Regions from separate parts of the Mus musculus genome. Here region 2 is linked to region 1. A link is a loop called in an ENCODE intact Hi-C map of the cell type or tissue named here. Cell type or tissue: left cerebral cortex. All regions are shown on one strand.

What was found. Peaks named below come from ENCODE experiments on the same cell type or tissue, not always from the same donor. Only the 100,000 strongest peaks of a DNase experiment are listed, where the experiment ranks them.
Region 2: a loop joins it to region 1, with 9 times the contacts of the local background. A loop is called at or near these places in 11 of 42 quality-filtered maps.

The regions. Positions count from the first base shown.
Region 1 is chr10:24,865,831-24,873,830 of GRCm38, forward strand. Med23 (mediator complex subunit 23) reads left to right here and starts at 4,156. Exons shown (of 30, transcript NM_001166416.1): 1 at 4,156-4,316; 2 at 4,624-4,655; 3 at 4,834-4,921; 4 at 7,643-7,767. The coding sequence starts at 4,269. In left cerebral cortex, CTCF peaks have their summits at 4,004 (motif pointing right) and 7,987 (motif pointing right); a DNase peak (open chromatin) is centred at 4,062; H3K4me3 peaks cover 1,317 bases; H3K27ac peaks cover 643 bases.
Region 2 is chr10:25,215,423-25,223,422 of GRCm38, forward strand. Akap7 (A kinase (PRKA) anchor protein 7) reads right to left here. Exons shown (of 8, transcript NM_001379238.1): 7 at 5,189-5,336. Among named protein-coding and RNA genes, the nearest start is that of Gm25016, 47 kb to the right of the region's middle. In left cerebral cortex, a CTCF peak has its summit at 3,929 (motif pointing left); DNase peaks (open chromatin) are centred at 793, 3,481 and 3,923.

The sequences.
Region 1 (8,000 bases):
GAATTAAGTATTACAATTGTTCCTCAAAGTTTCAAGCTTCCATTCTCAGCCTATAGCCAAAATAATAATAATTGCAAACCTATCATTATTTAAACTTTAACTTATTATACTTCAGAGCTCAGAACTCTGAGGCCAGCTACATGTATTTTCCTGTGGAGCTCTAATGATAAATGACATGGGCAACGCTGCCGGGCAGTGGCCAAAAAGAGTCAAGTTAACCCTTAACTCAATAGTTCTGCTAACTTTCTGCTTCTGCACATTGCACACAATGACTCTCCTAAGAGTCTCAGTGTTTTGATGTAGTTTTACTAATATAAGATTTTACATATTCTATACCTGTTTATCCAGGAACCATTCTCAAATGTTATGCAAAACTTATTTCATAACTTTAATAATTTTCCCTTTCTTGGGGTCCCAATGTTGGCTCTATTTCATTTTCTAATAATTTCTTCAAACTTTCTTTGCAAGTCAAGCATTAATCTGGAACTACCATTGTGCAGTTGTTACATTGTTTCCAAGATGAGAACACCCAGCATGCACCTGGGCCATTAGGACTGTGCTCTGCTGTGCTGTGCTGTGCTGTGTTGTGCTGTGCCCCATGCCTCAATTTTTAATTGTTTAAGAATCATTACATCAAGGAACATCTAGTTTCACAGAATTCACCAGAGCAGAAGGAGAAAGAAGTAAGAAAGTCAGATATAATAGCATAATTATGCACACCAAGGACAACTGAAAAGCAGTCACACACAAATGAAATCTATACAGCCATTGTTTAGGGCTAAGGTTAGGAGAAATGGGAATAACTATTTTTTACAAAGAGCTGCCTCGGACTACTGAGATGTCTCCATCCCAGACTACTGCTGGCAGTCCCTGTCATTGCATGCTGTCCCTAGTATTTTATATTAAGAAATATTGTTTAGCTGAGCAGTGGAGGTACACGCCTTTAATCCCAGAACTTGGGAGGCAGATGCAGGATTTCCAAGTTCGCGGCCAGCCTGGTCTACAGAGTGAGTTCCAGGACAGCCCGGGCTATACAGAGAAACCCTGTCTTAAAGAAAAAAAAGAAAGAAAGAAAGAAAGAAAGAAAGAAAGAAAGAAAGAAAGAAAGAAAGAAAATACTGTTTAATTTTCTGCTACCAGAAGTGACTACAGCAAAGCTTCTAGGAGACTGAGTCCCTGCTGAGTTATCACCTAGTTACTGGCTACATGAGAAAGATGCCCAGAAGAAATTCAGGAGGCTGTGACAGAGTGATTGTGCACAAATATCCGTGGTGCCAGGGATGAAGACTTATCAACTTGAATATTGCCCTGAATCCTTCAGTAAATCTCCACTGAGAAAAAACTGGATCCTTGGGTTTAACCCAGAAAATATTTTCCAGAAAAAACAAAGTATGAAGTAGAGTTGGGGTTTCTTTTAAACAGGGCCAAGGAGATGGCTCAGGGGTTCAGGCAAATGCTGGTGACCTGAACTCAATCCCTGGAACCCACAGTTGCCCCCTGACCTCACAGTTGACCCCTGACCTTGACACTCACACCGTGGCACTTGCACATACATATGTAAACAAATGTAAAAATTTATCTGTGAATTTATTGAGAATTTTATAGATGTATACAATGAAGTATGATCCGATTTATCCCCGTTTGCTGCTCCAATTCTCCTCGTATTGCCTCAGCATGCCCTCCTCCCAGCTTCATGCCTTATTTTGTTTACAACCCACTAGGTCTAGCTAGGGCTGCTTATACACACACAGATATAGTGCAACCAACTATAGTAGTGGTTCTCAACCTTCCCAAAACTGCAACCCTTCAATGCAGTTCTCTTTGTGGTGACCCCAACTATAGAATTATTTTGTTACTACTTTATAACTGTAATTTTGATACTGTTATAGACTATAAATATCTGATATATAGGATATCTGATTTGTTACCCCTGTTGGGGTCTCAACCTACAGGTTGAGAACCCCTGCACTAGAGCATAGACAACTCCATATCTTCAAAAATGAAAGAGTTTTCCGTCCCCCCAAACCACTACTTATATCTACCCAGTAAGGAGTAGGACCTGAAGATCATTTAGCCTATCTATGCCAGGATTTGCCTATTCAGTAAAGGGTGGGACCCGAACATCATTTAACCTGTTTATTCAAGAATATAGCTACTCAGTATGGGGTGGGACCTCAGGGCTAGTTAGCAAGTATACACCAGGATATTGGTATCTTCTCTGACTAAAGGCTGACATTACTACAAGTCTATAAGTGTAAGCCTACATATTTAGAAGGCAGTTTGACAAAATGAGCTCAAGACAAGCCTAGGAGCACATAAGACCTTATCACAGACCAGAAGACATGGGAAGAGGAAAAAAAAGGAGGAGAATATGGAGGAACAATAGCAACCTCAGCCACAAAAAGGAAAGACAACAAGAAAGCTGAAGATGTCCATCTACCAGCCAGGGAGACTGTCTGTCCTCCAGATTTGTATCAACATCAACATAAATCTCTATTATTTAAACTACACAGTCTTTCATATCATGTCCACAGCAAACAGAACACTGAATGTTAAGTCTTTCAGGCTACTCTTCAACTAGAAAATTAAACAGTTCATCTCAGTAGCTATGGTACAGTAAACAATGCTATATACAGTGATTGGATATCATTTACATTTGTTGGGAAGCTAAGTTTCTGCCAGACTATGACTGGAAAATCACCAGCTTCTTGCCCATAAGCTCTCAGGAAGCAGTGCCTGCTTCACTGTTAGAGCAGAGCAGCTTCAGTTGCCTGAAACCCACATGAGAGATGGGAGTGGGAATGTGTCTTTACTGGTAAACTGTTTGTCTAGCAAGCAGGAAGCCCTGAGTTCAATCCTAACCCAAACCCTAGCACACCTAACCCTAACCCCAGGTCCAATCTGAAACCTAACCCAACACTTCTTCCTGGCAGATAGTCTCAGGGGCGTCCCATCTCTCGCCATGAGAAATAGAAGGATCAAATATTCAAGGTCACTCTGCTACATAGTAAGTTCATGGTCAACTTGGGATACAAAATACCCTGTCTCAAAACTATAAAATAAAATGAAGACGCCATGGAAACTCAAGATGGTCCTTACACGATTCCCCAGAAGCCCCTCTAATTCTCCAACATTGTGTTAAATTTAAATATTTTATTGGGAGGGTACTACACTGGTATGCCTTTTTGTAAGTCATCTATGCTTGAGGTAGGAGTTCCTAGTAATGAGGGTACCCGAGTCACGTGCTTCTATAAGAAACTATAATAAGCTCATTGTTTTACCAAGCTGGATTTGAATGAGATTTTTTTTTTTTTGAGGCAGGGTTACTCTGTGTAGCCTTGGCTGTCCTGGAACTCACTTTGTAGACCAGGCTGGCCTTGAACTCAGAAATCCACCTGCCTCTGCCTCCCAAGTGCTGGGATTAAAGGCGTGCACCATCACCGCCCGGCAAGATCCTTTCTTTAATCTGTCAATGTCCTCTATTTAGGGTTTATAAACATTTATTTACATCTCCCCAAAGAGGGAAAAGTCCTGTGAGAACTTATCTCCAGTCATGAAAACCAATTAAAAAAATATGGACTTAAATACCAAAGCTAGAACAAAGTTTCTGGAAGAAAACATTGACGAATAGCCTTTGGATAGACAAAAATTTCTTCATACTAAGACAATAAAAAAAAAAGTTTTCAGAAATTTACCAGGATGATGGGAAAATTGTTTTAAAATGATGTACTTAGTACCGCCACTTATTTGCGAATTAACAATAAAGGGTTTATTCTTTTTTTTTTTTTCAACATTCAATAAACGATGACGACACGCCCATCACTGTGCTAGCAACTGAGGGTACCATAGTGAAGACATGGGTCCTATTGGGCAAGAATAACGTGGTATCAACTGCTTCACGAGGTCAGCTCTTGACAGTCACCCACTTGGTTCTGGCCACAGCCCTTGTGATTCGGATCTGCAAATGAAACTCCAAACAGGTCGCAGTTCCGGCTCCAGCCAGGAGAGGGTGGCCTTGCCCGGGATCAAGCAGCGCTGTCAGCTTACGGGGTCACCTCTACGAGCGGAACCAACAGGCTGAGATACAGATTTCAGAGGGGCTGGTAACGGGTAAGCACCGGGCGGGCTCATTCGCCTGGCACCGAAGGAAGTAACAGAGCAAGAGAGAGCGGCGGCTTCCTGCTGGTGGCTCCGCCCCTCCGCTCCATTCTTTCCCGACCCTGGCTCTCACCCGTCTGTCGCCGGGTTCCCCGGGAGCCCGGGGCTCGATGGTACCGATGGAGACGCAACTGCAGAGCATTTTCGAGGAGGTGGTGGTGAGTGCCACTGTCCGTAAGCCAGAGCCATGGCTCCGGGAAGTGCAGGCTGCGTGCGGCTCCAGGCTGCGGGCCTGGGCCAGCTCCTTTCCCGCCCCTATGTTGACATAGGCGTCTGAACCGGGGTGGCGGTCCCCCCATCCCCGGACTGCTGCCAGATCTAAGAAAGTGCTGTTAGTTCCCGCCGCGGTCCCCATAAAAGTGTCGTGCTCTATCTGTATTGCCCGGGAATATTTCTCTCGGGGACATCTCCCACCCCGCCCCCTTTTAGTAGTCAGATCGTTTACTAGTTTTTGTTTGTTTGCAGAAAACAGAAATTATAGAAGAGGCCTTCCCAGGGTGAGTATGTGGCAGGCAGATCTTTGTGTGTGTGTGTGTGTTTTTTTAATTGTTGTTTGTAGATTTATCTTTGTTAGATTCCACTTAAGTTGGTTTTGAGGAGTTAAAAAAAATCTACCTTGCAGGATGTGTACCTGTTTAAAACTAGCAGCAGATAATGTGATTTTTGTTTTTTCAGAATGTTTATGGATACCCCCGAGGATGAAAAAACAAAACTAATTAGCTGCTTGGCGGCCTTCCGGCAGTTTTGGAGTGGACTTTCTCAGGTGAGACATTTCATGTTGAACATCCACTTAATGACGTTTGACGCCTTCCTTTTTACTTTTTACATCTTCTTTGATCTTTTTCTTAAGATCGTTTAGGAAAGGGAAAAATAAGACTGCTGTCATTTTATGTAAATGTACTTACTGGAGAACCTGTGTTAAAAGTTCAAGGTAATAAGATTGCAGTGGGAAATGTTTTAAAAATTTCCTTCTATGTTATATTATGTAAGGTAGTTTTTATCCTCTTTGTATAAATTGGCTTTGAATGGAAACAGATATGCTAAACTTTTCTCGTAAAAGAAAAATGTCACTATTCAAAAAATGGCCCAGTATTTATAAATATGTCCTCATAAAGACACTGTGATAGAGTCCCCACTAGAGTAGTATTTCTCATGATGCACTGTAGACAGAGAAGTGAGCCGCTGGGCTTTCTGTGCCTGTGAGCTAGTATAAAATTTGCCACCCAGTTATGGATCCTAAAGGCAATATGTTCATGTTTTAAACTTTCTATTTTCAACAGGTCATGCTTTGACGTGAACCTGAAATATATAAGGCAAGCGTGACCAAGCTCCACACGCTGGCCGTCTTCCTGATCTAGCTCAGCCACCTGCCCTTCCTGTCTGAAGCCAGCATCCTAGTTTGTGTTCCCAGAACTGTTTAGCTATAAGACTGTCTCTCTGTGTCCTGAGTTCTAGGATTATAAAGCCATCTTCGTTCTTTTCTCTTTAAACAGTGCTGGGGTGTGGGGGGTGAACACAGGGCCTCACACACTGGTCTCCGAACATGTGAACATGTGTCCACATGCTAGGCACACAGTCGTCTCTGAACTACATCCTCAGGCTCACAATTATTATTACTATTATTATTTTCTGCTTTTTGAGTTCGAGACCACGCTGGCCTCGAACTCAGAAATCCACCTGCCTCTGCCTCCCAAGTGCTGGGATTAAAGGCGTGCGCCACCACCGCCCGGCTCAGAATTATTTTTATAGAATCACCATATACCATAGGTATTGGTCAGCAGTTAGCTCTGTACTTCTCACCATTAATAATAAGTTCTAAAGGTATTTCAAGGAATTTTTTGAGTTACAGTTTCTTTCTTACTTCTTATAGCGGTGTAGCATATTGTTATGTGTCCTTACCACCTATATTTATTAACTACCTTCTTGCTTTCAAATTTTTCTTTCTTTTTTTCCAGATAGAGTTTTGTTATGTAGCCCAGGTTAGACTTGAACTTTTAGTCTGCCTTCCTCTGCTTCCTGGTGTCATAGGATAGACCACCATGCTTAGCTAGATGTTTCTCTTCACTTTTTACTTACTTTGGGTGTGAGTGTGTGTGTGTGTGTGTGTGTGTGTGTTCAAGACAGGGTTTCTCTATATAGCCCTGGCTGTCCTGGAACTTTGTTGAACAGGCTGGCCTCAAACTCAGAAATCCGCCTGCCTCTGCCTCTCAAGAGCTGGAATAAAAGGTGTGCGTCACCACCGCCGGCCCACTACTTTTTTTTTTTTTTTTCGAGACAGGCTTTCTCTGTATAGCCCTGGCTGTCCTGGAACTCACTTTATAGACCAGGCTGGCCTTAAAGTCAGAAATCTGCCTGTCTCTGCCTCCCAAGTGCTGGGATTAAAGGCGTGTGCCACCACTGCCCGGCCGGCCCACTACTTTTAAGTAGTGTTACAGTAAGTAGTACTATTGATCAGGCATAGGATTGAATATTGGGCATAATATTGGTATAAATCAAAAGCTTTTTTTTTTGTCTTAGTTATGGAGGGGAGGTGTATAACACACATGATATAATCTCAGTGTAACGCAGATTTGCCTGGGATTTGATCTGTAGTCCAGATTGGCCGTGAACTCATGACCCTCCTGTCTCTATGTCCTCAGTACTGAGATATACGCATTCATAATCACCCCAGCAATTTATAATTTTAAGGAAATTACCTAATTATTTCTTATAAGGGTTATCTAGTTTACATTATCAATACCAACAACCAATATAATTTCCTGAAGGCATATAATAAAATAGTAATACTTTCTTATCCTTGTGTATCAAGCACTGGGAAATTTTATCTTGGTAAAATTTACTTTTTATCTTTCAATATTTAGCACATTTTATGCATTTTTAATTTTAAAATATTTGTTGGTCTTTTTATTTTAACTTTGTGTGTGTGTATGTGTGTTTGTGTGTGTGTGTATGTGTGTGACAGTACTTGTGTACAGGTCAGAGGACAACTTACAAGAGAGAGTCTCTACTATACGGACCCTGGGAATCAAACTCAGCAAGTGCCATGCCTGCTGCACCCCTGTCAGGCACATGGAATTGCTAAAGTCATTTCCTAAGGATTTAGTGATTTATGCTGTGGCCTTTCAAGATGTTTATATAGTGAGAGAGAAAGATACAAATACAATTGGCAATTCTAAATCAGATGATGGGTGGTGATCATCTGGAGGAGCAAGGTGTGTAGATCCTCCCAGGATGCTCTGGAAGGCAGGCTTCAGTGTGAGCATGGCTTTGGTATCAAGAGTTAACGTAGGGAAACTAGAAGTTCGATTTTTCTTTGGATTATGGTGGGCTCTGATTTGGGTTCATGGGGATTGGAGTCATTTAAATATTCACAGTGAAATATTTCATTTACAGTATTGATAGATTTTCAGGTATAATATTAGCATTTGTGTTACTTAGAAATTATGACTTCAGGCCCAAAATAAAAGTGTCTTCTAATTTTTAGGAGTCTCATGAACAGTGTGTTCAGTGGATTGTTAAATTTATTCATGGCCAACACAGCCCCAAAAGAATTTCTTTCCTCTATGACTGCTTAGCAATGGCAGTTGAGACTGGTCTCCTTCCACCCAGGTATGTTTGGGTGGGGATGAACGGTGGAAAGACCTTTGGTTATAAAGTTGCGGACTTGCTTTGAGGTTGTTATACAGAGACAAGAGATGGGAAGGGGCATGGAGCTCATATGTCAGTTGACTCATGAGGCAGGGCTTTTGTTTTAAATTTGTTTTGTTTTTATGTATATGCACTGTTAGTGATTGCCATGTATGTAGTGTTCCTGAGGAGGCCAGGAGAGGGCGCTAGACTCC
Region 2 (8,000 bases), 350 kb after region 1:
TGTGTGTGTGAGAGAGAGAGAGAGAGAAAATGAGAATGTGTGTTTCTTGGGGGTTTGTTTGCTTGTTTTTAAAGAAAGGGATAAAGACATGGGTAGGTAGGAAAGTGGGGAGACTGGGAGACTGGGGGGAGTTGGGGAAGGGGAAAAGAGTGATCAAAATGTACTGTATAAAATGACTTGTTAAAATAAGAAAAAATAAAATTTAAAGCTAAAATTATTAAAATAAAACAAAATAGGGGAGGGGAAAAGCTGGGTGAATTGGCTTGTTTGTAATTGCAGTTCTGGGAAACAGAGTCAGGTGGATCCCTGAGGTTCACAGGTCAGCTAAGCCTCCTCAGTGAGTTCAAGACCAGTGAAAACCCTGTCTGAAAAAGAGAAATGTGGACAGCTCCTGAGAAATGATATATGAGTTTGCCCTTTGACTTTCTCACACACACACACACACACACACACACACACACACCCCTTTGTGTCGAATGAGTTACACAACTATAGGTTAAACTGCATGCCACAGTGGGCCTGCCTAAGCTATGATGGCCATTAGGTTATGTGTATAGATGCACTCTCTACTTAAGAGTATTTTCAGCTTGCCATGAGTTTATTGGGCTGTATATAGTCCATCACAAATGAGAAGCATCTGTAAGAGCCTGAGAATTAAGCTCCACTTATCCCTCAACTATTCTTTTGGTTCTCTCTGGTATATTTTTACCTCCTCAGCTTGGGCAGTCCTACCCATCTGTTCACACATACACAGAGCCTAGAATGCCCAGTTTGTAGCGTCCTCATTCACTGATCCTGCTGGTTCACACAGGTGTTTGCTGTGGTTCTCACTGCCCCTGCCCAATGCCGCCCTCTCTGCTGCTCTAAAACGCCTCCTACTCCACCCCTCATCTCCTCCATGCTCAGTTAAACTCTCCTCCCCTCATCTCTCCCACAAGACAAGATTACAAAGTTCTTCCACGATGTGATACCAAAGCCCAAACTGCCAGGAACAAGCCCTCTTCTTTCCTCTCTGCTTCTCGGCAGCCGTCTTAGCTGTCAGTGACACTGTATCGTTCTCCAGGGCTGTGTCTTATTCTGCTTCCCGATCTCCCAGAGAGGAGTAAACACACGGTACTATGTCACCAAATTAGTGTTAACCATGACCAAGACAACTTTTATAAAGGACAACATTTCATTGGGACTGGCTTACAGATTCAGAGGCTCAATCCACTGTCGTCAAGGCAGGAAGCCTGGCAACAGCCAGGCAGGCTTGGTTGGTGCTGGAGGAGCTAAAAGTTCTACATCTTGTTCTGAAGGCGAACAGGAGCAGACTGTCTCTTCCACACTGGGCAGAGCTTCAAAGCCCACCCCCACAGTGACACACTTCCTCCAACAAGGTCACACCTCACTCCCTTTGGGCCAAACATATTCAAACCACCACACACACACACACACACACACAAAATTATTGTTTCTACCTCTGCTTTGAGAAGTCATAAGTAAATACGCTGCTCTGGGAATAAGGCATCTAGACCTTTCCATTTCACCACTGCTTCCTATAAAGTATGTCTCACTTGAAAGTAAACCAGTATTTGAAAACCCTAAACTGCTCATCAGCTTTACAAAGGGGTCAATTACCTTCCCTAAGGAAATAGAAATGGAAAAGAGATGCCTGAGCACTACTGAAATGCCTAAGTCAAGTGCCCACACAGTCCTAGGGGTTTTGGGCTATATTCTCATCCCTGGCTACATCAGGAAAACTGGGTTCCTTCTTCTAGATTCAAATTTTAGCTGCTAAATGACGTTAGGTTTCTAAGGGGCTCAATGATAGATAGGTATATCATCATCGCAAGTTTTACTTATGAGACATCTCAAATGTGTCTTTTCTAACATTTGAAAACATTCCCTGTACTCTGTGGGAGAAAGCTGTAAACCTACGGGGACTATGGATAAGGCAGAGTGCAGAATGTTCTTCTCATAAGGCGGCCTTCTAGAAAGAACTGCATAAACTATGAAAACTGAATACACTTGAAAACAAAAACAGAGGCTGGGCATGGTGGCACACACCTTTAATCCCAGCACTTGGGAGGCAGAGGCAGGCGGATTTCTGAGTTCGAGGCCAGCCTGGTGTACAGAGTGAGTTCCAGGACAGCCAGAGCTATACAGAAAAACCCTGTCTCAAAAAAACAAAAACAAAACAAAAAAATCAGTTTTTAAAAATAAAAAGTACTTTATTAGCACTACTCGAGCTCAAATGCTACGAGCCCTCTGGTACTCTACACAGATCTTTGCATTTCCTTTCATCCTCAAGACAGAGTCTCACTGCCTGGGTGGGACAACAGTACATTTTCTCAAATTCCTCTAACACTTACTCCATGGGAAGGCACAGAGAAGAAATGGCCGCAGTGAGAATGTACAGTGTGCAGGGTGAATATTCAGACACACTTGAGTGAGCCTGCTACTCCATGCAGGAAATGAAGGTAGTTCGAAGGACACTGGAACCATACAGCCACATTGGGAGTGTTCACAAGAAGGCAGAAATCTGAAGTTTGTAATATAAAATCATCCCACATTGGTGAGCATATCCATTCCCCCTGTGGTAAGAAGGAGACAACAGGGATCGAGGAAAGCTTGCTTTAACTCACAGATGGGGCTACACTCCCTACACAGGAAGGCTGGCAGCAGAGCATGGCTATGGGGGCTTGCTCATATTCCTGCACATCGGGAAGCAGAGATCCTCAAATTCCATCCCTAGCCATCTACCTTCTCCATCCAGGCCATTCTTTCTAAAGCAGTGGTTCTCAACCAGTGGGTCATGGATTCCTTAGGGGTCTAACCACCCTTTCATGGGGGGGACACTCAAGACCATCAGAAAACATAGGCTTTTACATTATGATTCATAATAAATAGTAGCAGAATTGCAGTTATAAATAATGGTGGTGGGGGCTCACCACAACATGAGGAACTGAATTAAGAGTCACAGCAATAGGAAGGATGAGAGCCACTGTCCAAAAGGTCACATAGTGTTCGCAAGTGGTGCCACCAGCTGGGGATCAGGTATTCAAACACACACACATACACACACACACACACACACACACACACACACACCCCAATAAGAGACTTTTATCTTCAAACTATAATAAGTGCTCAAATTATGAAACAAATCATCAAAGCTCTTTGTTAATCAAATACAGAAGGTAGGGCTGCCAATGTGTAATCTCTAGTACACACTTACCAAGCTGGAGGAATAGCCAAAGATCTTTAGCGCAATAATATATTCCTAAAATCCAATCCCTGCTTCACAGTTTTAACGCCCAGATTTCCATGCTACTCTTTATCTGAATAGCAATGATGCTATAGAGATGCATAGCAGATCTGGGCTGGGAAGATCTAAGTGTGCTAAGTAGCAAGTATGAAGACCTTACTTGCAACTCCCAACACCCACCAGAAAGCCAGACGTGGTAGAGAGCGTCTGCAAACCCAGCTGCGGAAGGAGACACAGGAGGATCCAGGTGGGTCGCTCAGCAGCCACTCTACAACCAGTGAGCTCCAGCCTCACACTGCCTCAAAAACAGGGTGGAGAGTAACAGAGGAGAGACCCAGGCCTCTATGCAGGCATAGACGCAAAGAAAAGGGGGCAACTCCAGTTTAGATTACACTTAATTATAATAAATTACGTTAGAAGGAGGCATCATTTTAAAAGTCATATTGTCATAATTAAACGAGATAGGTAGAAAAAAATAAAGTATCCGTAATAAACAAAATACAGTTTAAATGTTAAATGGTACAAAAAAATCAGAATTGGTCAGGGCAGATGAAACGGTCACTCTGCAGTAGAAGATGGAGGATGGATAAACACTCTCTACAGTGGAGGAAATGTGATGACCAGCCTGCAAAAGAACAGGAATGCAGAAAACCTGCTGGAGCTGGTGGAACAGAGCCCCCTGCTGGCCACTGGTCGGATGTACACAATAGGTTTTATAATGCAAATTTCAGGATCTTCCATAAAATCCGACCTTTTCATTGTCTTAATCAGCTGGAAGCGAATGAAGCTCCACACCCCCTTTTGAGGTTGCTCTAACCTAGTTACAGTGGAACCTGGAAAACTCGCCAAAATCCACACTGCACAGAGGATCTGCATCGCCCCTCTGTGTGAAAGTCAGCTGAACCTGACAGAAGAGGGCCCCTGCTCGGGTTCTGAAAGCATGAACATCCTCCTTGAAATAGGAGGAGGGTTTCAGATGTGAAACTCAAAACTCAAACTCCACTTTAAATCTTCAGTTTAAAACGGACCTTTGGGGTGATGATGTCTGTCACACTCTGTAACGAGGACTCGAAAATAAAATTGCCTCTTGAACATTTTTTTAAAAACCTTCGATAAACTTCAGTTATATGATGGTTCTTTTAGGATACAAATAGATCCTTTTAATTGAGATGGTGAGAAATCACTTTGGCCGAAGAACTTGAAATATTTACAAATGTGTATATATATATATATCTTCATGTTACTTTAAAGGCATGTAAATCAGGTTGTCTTCAAGTTCACTTCTTGGCAGTGGTGTCTCGCTAGAAACAGTACAGCTGAGTCCCACAGGGCAGGCTCCTGCGAAACGTACCCACCTTCCAGAAGGCAGGTGATGGCAGCTGCCTGCTTAAGGGAAGTTTCTTCCTGTGTACACACTTTCCTCCTGGGAACTAACGGGTTGGTCTCATCGAACCCTGCAGGAGCCTTCACGCATGAGCACCGAGCCATCTCTGTGTGGGTCTTGGCTTCCCCTCAAGTATGTTTTCTTTAGAGAAGCAACAAAGTCTTGACTGTCACAGGCCACCTATACTTCTTCTTCCCGTAGTGAAATTTCCGGAGCCGGTCACTAGCCATTATTAATAGCAGCTACCATGCTAAGGCCAGCTGGGGAGCAGTGTGGCCACGTGATGCGCCCTGAAGAATGTGTTTTCTTTATGCCCATGAAATAAAATTAAACTGGAACAAATTTCCATGGACATTTCAAGACCTAAGAGGCGGAGAGAAAAGTTCTCTCCACTTTTTCCGCTGCGGTGTTACAAAACAGCAACAACCACAAAGCAAACAAACAAAACCTGCAGTGAATTGAAAAGTACACAAGTAACCTGAAATATTTATTTTAGAAGTGATGTCAAGAAATAATGAATAACTGTACTGAACGATGTTCTCAACAGAACTCACCGATCACGATGGAAGACTCACAGTGGTAATAACCATTGCTCTGTTTTTTCTTCAGCATGGAGCAGAGATCTATCTGGTACAATAGTTCTTCTCCAAATCTGTGGTCGATAAATTGTTCATACAATCCAGGCTCGATTTTTCTCACTCCCTTGAAAGGACAAAACAAATCCATGTCAGGCACTCATTTCACTGGGCAGCCAGATCATACGTCTATCAATCTTTCAGAACCTGATAGTACATTTTGGATTCAGAACTGCCTCCCAGCACTTGAAAATAGATGCCACAAAACTGTTGGGTTTTTTGTTTGGTTTTGGTTTTGGTTTTGGTTTTGGTTTTGGTTTTGGTTTTGGTTTTAAGTCTCTAGGCTTGGGGAGGGCTGTATTTAAAGCCATCAATTAAGAGTGCTAATCTGATGTGGTGCACTTGAAACTCAGTACATCTTTAAGCATCAGAGCTGAGAAACCATGAGATGAGACAGATCAAGGGCAGAGCAACCATCAGGGGCAGAGTAACCATTTGCACCATGGACCGGATGGACCGGTGGTTTTGAAGCACTGCGGATCTGTATTTCAGAGGGAGGGGAACCTTCTCATAGTACACAGGGCAGGGAGACCAGTGGGTCTTCTGCATCTTTCTCCATCTGCCTCTCCTGGTTTCCTGTACAGCAAGGGCAGCAGGTGCTGACGACTGTAGCAAGGTCCTCTTGGTGCTACTGTAACCTCCCGGCAGGAAACATCATCCCCTCTCCTCAATACGACAGTGTCCTGACACTGCAACCTCAAGAGACCCAAGACACAGACACTGAGTTTTACTTTTTCTACTAATTTTGACTTTCTACTAATACAATTTCCCCTATTAATAATAAAGATTTCTAGAAATTCCCTATGAGGACAGGAGACCATGTGGTCTTGTTCTATTTCAGTTTCCCTATGCAAATGAAAGTCAGTTTTTAATTTTCACATGAATATGGTTTTAGCCTCAGTGCTTCTTAAAAGCCACTTCCATTATTTCAGTAAATTTGCCACATCAATATTAATATACAGATTGCAAGATGCTTTCGTTTCTACATGCTCCACTGTATGAAGTATCATGTTATTTATCTAGTAGGCTGTTGCCCTTGATAGTTAATAGTATAGTAAGAAATCCTTGTGTTGCGTGTTTAACTGCTCCCTGCCTCCCCTCCCCCCACTTATAGCCCTTCTCAACTCAGTTTGAGAACTCTATTATACCTGCAAAGGCTGAACACTATGGGATATCCCTGACTCCCCTTCATAATAAAAGTCCCAGGTCGATTTGGGATACAAGGAATACATGTCAGTATAACAGGGGTGATTTACAACAAGCCCACAGCCAACATCCATGTAAAGGAAAAGAGGGAATAAGAGAATGCTGTCTGTTCTCTCCATACCTATTCAATACAGTACTTCAAGTCTTAGCTAAAGCAATAAGACAACTGAAGAAGATCAAGAGAGTATATACACATGGGAAGGGAAGAAGTCCAGCTATCTTTAGTTGACGATGGTATGATAGTATTTATTATACATAAATGACCCTAAAAATTCTACCAGAAAGCTCTATAGGGCTGATAAACACGTTCAGAAAAACAGCAGGATACAAAATCAATACACAAAAATCAATAGCCTTCCTATATACGAATGACTAACAAACTGAGAAAGAATTCAGGGAAACAACTCTCACAATAGTCTCAAAAATAATAAAATATTTTTGGGTAATTCTAGCCAGGAAGGTGAAAGACTTGATTAATATAAAATAATAATAATAATAATAAAAAATACACACACACACATATATATATATATATATATATATATATATATATATATATATATATATATATAACTGAAAACAGCAGAGAAAGACATTTAAGAGGATGTCAGTAGATGGAGACACCTTCGTGTGCTGGTAAGATTACTATAGTAAAAAATGGCCATTGTGAGAGGCCGGGTGTGATGGCGCACGCCTTTAATCCCAGCACTTGGGAGGCAGAGGCAGGTGAATTTTTGAGTTTAAGGCCAGCCTGGTCTACAAAGTGAGTTCCAGGACAGCCAGGGCTACACAGAGAAACCCTGTCTCAAAAAAAAAAAAAAAAAAAAAAAAAAGAAGAAAGAAAGAAAGAAAGAAAGAAAGAAAGAAAGAAAGAAAGAAAGAAAGAAAGAAAGAAAGAAAGAAAGGGCCATTGTACAAAAAGGAACCTACAGATTCAATGCAATCCCCATCAAAAGCCCAACACAGTTCTTTACAGAATTTGGAAGGCCAATTCTCGGCTTCATATGGAAATACAATCCCCTACCCCCAAGATACTAAAATAATCCCAAGCAAATAAAGAACTGCTGGGGGTATCACTATTCCCAATTTCAAGTTGTACTCCAGAACTATGGTAATAAAATCATCATGGTATTGGCATAGAAACAGACATGTGATCAATGGAATTCAATTTAAGACCCAGAAATAAGTTCACACCTATGGGCACCTGGTTTTTGATAAAGAAGCCAAAAATACATAGTGAAAAGAAAAAAAGACAGATTGGTCAAATTGGTTGTTTGCATGTAGAGGAATGCAAATAGATAAATTGTTATCACCCTGCACAAAATTCAACTCCAAATGGATCAAAGAGTTCAACATAAAACCAGATACATTGAAGCTGACAGGAGAGGACGTGAGGAGTAGTCGGCAACACACCAGCACACAGCTTTCTTTCTAATCAGAACACCAATAGCACAGGAACAATGACAATAAGTGGAACCTCATAAGACTAAAAAGTTGTTGTGTGGCAATGGATGCCATCCGACAA